Linked DNA regions of Mus musculus: region 2 is linked to region 1. The links are chromatin contacts, found by Hi-C or POLR2A ChIA-PET in ENCODE. All regions are on one chromosome and are shown on one strand. Each heading gives the region's core, a stretch centred on a gene start or an enhancer-like site at or near the end of the contact. The rest is flanking DNA. Distances are from core to core; before and after follow the strand shown.

Region 1 (3,352 bases), core at 243-2,742:
TATGTGTGTGTGTGTGTGTGTGTGTGTGTTTGAGACAGGGCTCCTCATCGATCCTGGAGCTCTCTGATTAGGTAAGACTGGCTGGCCAACAAGCCCCAAGGATTCTCCAGTTTCTGTCCCTTGCAGGTTCTAGTATAACATGCACAGTTGTAGCCAATGGCTTTTGTGTGGGTTTCTGGGGATTTGAATTCAGGTCCTTAGGCTTGAGCAACAAGTAAACTTACTCCCAAGTCCCAGCATCGATTTTTGAATCTTAACTTCATCATCTAGGGTAGCTTTGGAGGTGGGTGGGTGGGTTCCAGGTGGTCACAAGGAAAAAAAAAACCTTTGGTTTGAAACCAACTGGAAAGTTAGTCTCAAAACCCAAGAATTTCCTTTAGATTAGATTCTCTCTGGCATTTCCCATTTTGCTATGGTCTGTGATGGATCAAAGCAAGTTTGCTCTACTCGAGTCAGGACTTGTAGATAAATTTGTTTTTGTTCTGAAACAGGGTATCATTTAAGTCAGCCTGGCCTCAAACTCACTATGTACTTGAACACCTGGTCCTCTCATTTCTACCTCTCAAGTGCTCAAATTTAAAAATTAGAAGCATATAAACCACTACGATGGGTGATTTTTTTAAAAGATAGTTATTTTATATATATACGTATCACTTATACATATACATGTACATATATATATATATATATATATATATATATATATATATATATATATATGCATCACTTCTAAAATTAGGTCCCTTAGATGGCTGGATTTTCGAAATTAAAACACAAAGAAGAGGTTGGAGAGACGGTTCAGTAGTCAACAGCATTTGCTGCTCTTGCAGAGGACCTAGTCCAATTCTCATCAGTTATCAGTCCTCTGTAACTCCAGTCCCAGGGGATCTGATGCCCTCTTCTGGCCTCCATAGGCAACAGACACACATATGAAGGCAGAGTTGATATACCAACATCCATAAAATACTGCTTCTACTTTCCCGGTCTCCCCGCTCCCTCCCCCGCGCACCATGTATCTTCCCCTCGGTTTATTTACTTTGCCCTTGCCCCAACATCAGTTTTCACTCTCTCTGGTCTTCTTTCTGGTTTGTTAGGCTTTACCCACACTTACTCCCACGTATATCCATTACAGGTTAGGATATCTGCATTTGAGCGAGAAACACGCGGTCTTTGTCTTTCCGAGTGTGGGTCCCCTTGCTTATTATACTTTCCAGAGAAAAGTTTGCAGGTGTGAGATCTGAGCGTTTATGATGCCTACAGGGATAATATGGGAAGAACAGAGAACCAGACACAACCCACAGGGTCAAGGAGAAAGGTCCTTCCTACACAGGCAGCGCCGCACCACGCCGCGCCAGCACACCCCTGCTTGTCCTGCCCACTCGGGGCACACCCGCAGTGGATCAGCCAATCATTTCCTTTAGAGAAAAAAGGGGCGGGACAGCGAGAGCCCGCCCCCCTACAGAAACTTCCTGGTCACTGGGGCGGGACTTCCGTTGGCTCTTGTGTTACTTCCGGCTTGGGGGGAGGCTCTAGTGGCCGGCAGCGTCTGGGGACCGGCAGAGCGAGGTTACTATCCACGCTCCGAACGGCAATGCTGGGGGGCAGCTCCGTGGACGGCGAGCGCGACACGGACGACGACGCGGCGGGGGCGGTGGCCGCGCCTCCTGCCATCGACTTCCCCGCAGAGGTGTCGGACCCCAAGTATGATGGTGAGACAGGGATGGCTCGCGCAGTCCCACGGTTCGCTGTTCATATGAGTTCCTGCGCGCCAGTGGTCCCCGGTGGTCACCTAAGATCCTAGGCCGCCTCGGGGCTCGAACTCGGGCCCAGAGCTGTAGGGCACCGGGAGGTGGCGGGCAGGCTGTCAAGGGTTAGGTAAATATTTACTACAAGAGCGTCTACGCTCTACCCGTTTGTGGGCATTTGTATTTCTTGACTTCTGTTTTGCGCCACTTCCCCGAGGCCGCTTTTCGCTTCTTGTTTTTCTTCGCTGAGTGTAATCTTTGTTCACTGCTAGAATGAGATTAGATAAGTAAAGATTAGATAAGTAATGATTTCTTTTAGCGAGGTAGTACACGAACGCTCCAGTTTTCTTGAGGCTTTTGATACATGTAAATCAAATTGTGTAACGTAAGGCGCGTCGTCTTCAAAACATCGATTCTTATGTAGGTTAACGTTCTGGTATTTTACAGAAAGTGCAGTTGGTTGGTACCAGTTGCTTGAGCCGTTTTAAAACTGAAATTGTGCTCTCGATAGTGAATACACCGAGTCGTGGTGCACTCTTGTAACCCAGACGTATGGAAAGTGGAGGCAGGAGGATCGGGACTTGAAGGGCAAGCCTGAGCTTCATGTTGAGTTCCAGGGCAGTTTGAAGTACATACGACTCTATCTCGAACTAACAAAAAAGGATAATGACGGTGGAGCAGTGACAGAGAATGTTTTAGGATGAGTGAGATCCTGGGTTTATCTTCCAGCCCCCAAAACATACATCCAAGGAGGTTTTAGCTGTATACACAGAATGCTTATAAGGTTACAGTAAAGCTAGAAATGAGTATGTTGTAGTGGAGTTAGGAGTGTACACTAAATTCAGGGTTTTTTTTTTTTCTTCTCCATTTTCATTTTTAAATCCTGCCTGTAATAATTGACCACAATGAGAAATAAAAGTTGTTCATCGTGGTGACTCAGTAGGCTGTATAGAGGCTGGTTGTAAGATAACTTTTAAATGAATATGCAGATTTTCCCCACACGGCAAGTGGCATGTTACTGTAGCCCGTGAGCCGAGCAAGTGTGTGTCCTAGGAGAGGGCCCAGCTGTAAACATGCAGGTCCATCTCTTCTGTGACGCCGTGATAAGAGTGTCTGCACACCAAAGATTATTCCGGAAGGGAGTGAGCGAGGACAAACTTTCGAACTTCTGCCCTCTTCCTGTTAATACGGCTCTGCTTCCGTGGTGATGCCTCTTCTAAAGAGATGACGAGTATTCACCCACAGCTGATTCTTTGCCTTTAAACATAGAAAGGTCTGTGGAACGTTCAGTATCACTTTTAATGGGTGTAAGGCCAAGAGTTAGGTGATGTCTTACAGGTGGTCTGAATGCTTTGAAGAGATCATACTGCCAGTTCACGGTGGAGTCAGAAAAGTCAAAGCCTCAATGAGCAATCGCAGTTCGCTGTAGGAATTCTGCAGCAGACCGCAGTCTCGCTGCAGCAGACCGCAGTCTCGCTGCAGCAGACCGCAGTCTCGCTGCAGCAGACCGCAGTCTCGAAGCCAGTCTGTATTCCAAGACATTCGTTTTCTTTCATTAGTCACCAGGGTTGGTTTTGGTTTTTTTTTTTTTTTTTTTTTTTTTTTTT
Region 2 (3,473 bases), core at 179-2,678, 200 kb after region 1:
TTGTAACTACTGCAAGCCATCAGTGTAAGAGGTAATTGTGATATTCACCAAATCACATCTCATCAGTAGGACAAGATGAAAGTCTCAGATTTCTTCCCATGTGTCAGAAACCCTCACAAGGAAGATGCAGGTGTGCGCGTGTACAAGAATACAGGATCCACAATTGCACCAAGTTGGTTCGGGAGCACTTGGGCTGACAGCCTCTAAATAGGGCTTTTTTTTTTTAAGATTTATTTATTTATTTATTTATTTATTTATTATATGTAAGTACTTATTTATTTATTTATTTATTTATTTATTTATTATATGTAAGTACACTGTAGCTGTCTTCAGACACACCAGAAGAGGGCATCAGATCTCATTACGGGTGGTTGTGAGCCACCATGTGGTTGCTGGGATTTGAACTTCGGACCTTCAGAAGAGCAGTCGGGTGCTCTTACCCACTGAGCCATCTCACCAGCCCCTAAATAGGGCTTTGATCTGCTTGCAACAAAACACAGTTCTAGGCATGTTTTGAGGAAGTTGCCACTGTCAACTCGGAGTAAAAAAAAACGCTTATAACTTCGATTTTGGGTGCTCCCTTCGGCAGCACATATACTAAAATTGGAATGATACAGAGATTAGCATGGCCCCTGTGCAAGGATGACACTCAAATTCGTGAAGCGTTCCATTTTTTTCCAACGTTTATCCTAGACACAGTGAAAAACTATTTCATTCTAATGTTTACCCTAGATAGAATGATTCTACTAGAGTTCGACTATGATACCTGAATATACACCTAAAGCACTCTTAACTCCTACCATCACAGAAATGCTTGCACATAAATCTTTATTGCTACATTAATGACATTAGCCACAAGCTGGAACCAGCATAGATATCAACCAAACAGTTTAGTGGATAGAAATGTGTTAAAACACAATGAGATTTTAGTTAGCCGGAAGGAAAAATAAAGTAACAGTAACATTTCCAGAAAACAAAACATCAATTTTGGGGAAAACAAGAAAAAAGAAAAAATTAACTTTGTGAAGCGCCTCCAAGTTTTTAGTTTTGTTTCATTTTCCCTCTTTTGGGAGCTCTGTCCTACCAATCTGGCTCCACCTTTGCAATCGAAGATTCCAAGAGAGGAGTCAAGTTCGATCTTAATTGCCCAGACCTGACGCGATGGGAAAGACTTTCAAGCCGGGCGGAGGGATTAACCTGGGACCTCCGTTGCCAGGACGGGCTGCGGCATCAGGGGCCGGGCACGGAGCAGGCTCGCGGCCCCTTCGGCTTACCTCTCCCTCGCGCGGCCCGAAACGGGGGTTGTAGATGAAGAAGCTCAGCAGCGCTGGCGGGAACTGCTTCTCCTGGGCCGCCCAAGCACCCGGCCCGGCCGCGGCTGCCGCCATCCCGGCCCGGCCCCCGTTTCGGGAGGCTCCCCTCCGCCCGCTCCGAGGCAGCAGCCTTAGGGAACACCGCACTTCCGCCTCGCTAGCCGGCGGCCCGGAAGAGCTCGAAACTGACCCAGAAGAAAAACCTGCAGTGCCCAGTCCCTCTCTGATAGGTCCGTGTGGAACCAGTTCCCTCGTGTTTATTGGGCTGGAGTGTTTTCAATTATATCAGCTCTCAGCTGGCTGTCATGGCTAAAGGCGAAGACCACGAATTTCAAGAGAAATGTAACAATGGATTGGGGTGGGGGGGGTGTTGTTTCTTTTCTTTTGTTTGTTTGTTTGTTTGTTTGTTTGGATAGGGGTTCACTATGTACACCAGGTTGGCCTCTAACTCACAGAGATCCTCATGCCTCAGCCTCCTGGGTGCTGGCATTAAAGGCGTCATGGATACGGTATTTTTTAAGTGTGAAAAAACGTTTAGGGGAACACATTTTTCTTGAAGGTAGCCAGTTTACATCTGTTGTTGGTTGGTTTTTGGTTTTGTTGTTGTTGTTGTTGTTGTTGTTGTTGTTGTTGTTTTACATTTATTTATTTGTCCTCCAGGGAGGGGGATGTCCTGGCACGTGTATGAAGGTCAGAGGACAACTTGTTGAAATTGCTTCTCCCCTTCAGCACCACATAAACTGGGTGTGGCTGGCACGCCCTGGTGTGGTGGAGGCAGGAGGATCATAAGTCAAGGTCAACCTCGAATATATAGCACTTTTACTTACATCAATTATAAGCAATGGACTATAAGCAAAAGCAAAAATGTCCAAATTTACCTTGCCACAGAACTGGAGAGATGGTTCTACAATTAAGAGCACTGGCTGCTTTCACTAAGGACCTGGATTTAGTTCCAGCTCATAATGGCCAATAACTCCAGCTGCAGGGCATCTGATGCCTCTTTTGGCCTCTGTGGGCACTTGCTCAAATGTGGCACACATAAATTCATGCAAGCACACATATACGTATAAAATAAATCAATCCTTTTTTTTTTAATCTACCCTATCACCAACAAAGCTGATTTTCTTGGAACAAGTGAAAACCTGTAAATCTATAGTCTTCTCAGTGAATAAATCAACAGGCCTAGTGGAAAATATCCTGTCGATTCAGATTTCATCTGTCTTCTAAAGTGTTTGTGAGGTAATCCTATACCCTAGCCGTTACAGAAGAGATACGGGGTAGGTTTTTGCTTGAAATTGGATTCGTGAGCAGTCGTTTACGCAACACTAAACTGTAGTTGCTACACAGAACTATGTAAGCATGCAAATCGACAAGTGTTTCCCATACGTGCTTCATTTTCATTTTGATACAGAAAGAACTATTTTGAAAATCTATAGGTTCTCTAGGCATGGGGGCACAGGCGCTCAGGGTGTTGAAACAGGTGCATTACCAGCTATAAGATAGTCTGAGCTACAGAATGAGTCCCTGTCTCAAAAACAGTTTTGTTGTTCCTATAAGCAAATAAATCAGGGTCTCACATAGCCTGGCTTCAGGATCGATATGTAGTCAGGAATGGCCTTGAATTCCTGATCCTGATGTTTTGACTTCCAAATTCTGGGATTTCCAATGTGCACCACCAGACTCAACCATTAAGCCACCCACAAAGCTGGCTTTAGTGTCAAGTCCATTTAATCCCAAACTACTTCACCAAGCTACAAGCTAAGACTGTAGTTAGATTTAAAAAAAAAATAGTTCAAATTAAAGCCAGTGTTGCAGCCTTATTTTATAAACAAGCAAGACGAAAATAAAAAGAGACTTAGTTTTTCAGTTATGGAAAACATATTGCAATCTAGACCTTCATTTTAAAGTCACAATATTCCACTCCATGCTGAGAACATATTTTGTTGGTCATTTGCAGAGCTGGTGGAAATAGTCAAGTCTAGCATGAAAACAAAGCTCTTTGTATTCATGGTGACTCCTCTGGCTGATAGACTGGCTAGAGTCTTCCTGTGTTGGTCCTGGAGTTGCTACATTTAAAGTTTTCCCTCAGTCCAGAAAACTACAAGAAAGTCAAAACTGAGGAGAAATGTGAGAAACAAATTTATACAAGACATGCAAGTG

What was found. Hi-C counts contacts between places; a loop is a spot of excess contacts on that map. ChIA-PET counts read pairs that join two places held with the same protein, here RNA polymerase II (POLR2A).
Region 2: a map of T-helper 17 cell shows a loop between it and region 1 (6-fold over the local background). The contact joins the promoter of Ccz1 here to the promoter of Eif2ak1 in region 1. A Hi-C loop is called at or near these places in 1 of 37 maps with a recorded cell type or tissue (T-helper 17 cell). POLR2A ChIA-PET finds 5 or more read pairs at or near these places in 2 of 5 experiments (Patski and embryonic stem cell).

What each region holds. Positions count from the first base shown.
Region 1 is chr5:143,816,300-143,819,651 of GRCm38, forward strand. Eif2ak1 (eukaryotic translation initiation factor 2 alpha kinase 1) reads left to right here and starts at 1,493. Exons shown (of 15, transcript NM_013557.2): 1 at 1,493-1,709. The coding sequence starts at 1,592.
Region 2 is chr5:144,013,425-144,016,897 of GRCm38, forward strand. It overlaps Ccz1 (CCZ1 vacuolar protein trafficking and biogenesis associated), which reads right to left and starts at 1,429. Exons shown (of 15, transcript NM_177682.3): 1 at 1,275-1,429. The coding sequence starts at 1,388. Gm24311 (a small nuclear RNA gene) reads left to right here and starts at 574; the gene lies at 574-677. It overlaps Gm33427 (a long non-coding RNA gene), which reads left to right and starts at 1,735. Exons shown (of 2, transcript XR_377194.2): 1 at 1,735-2,552; 2 at 3,271-3,473.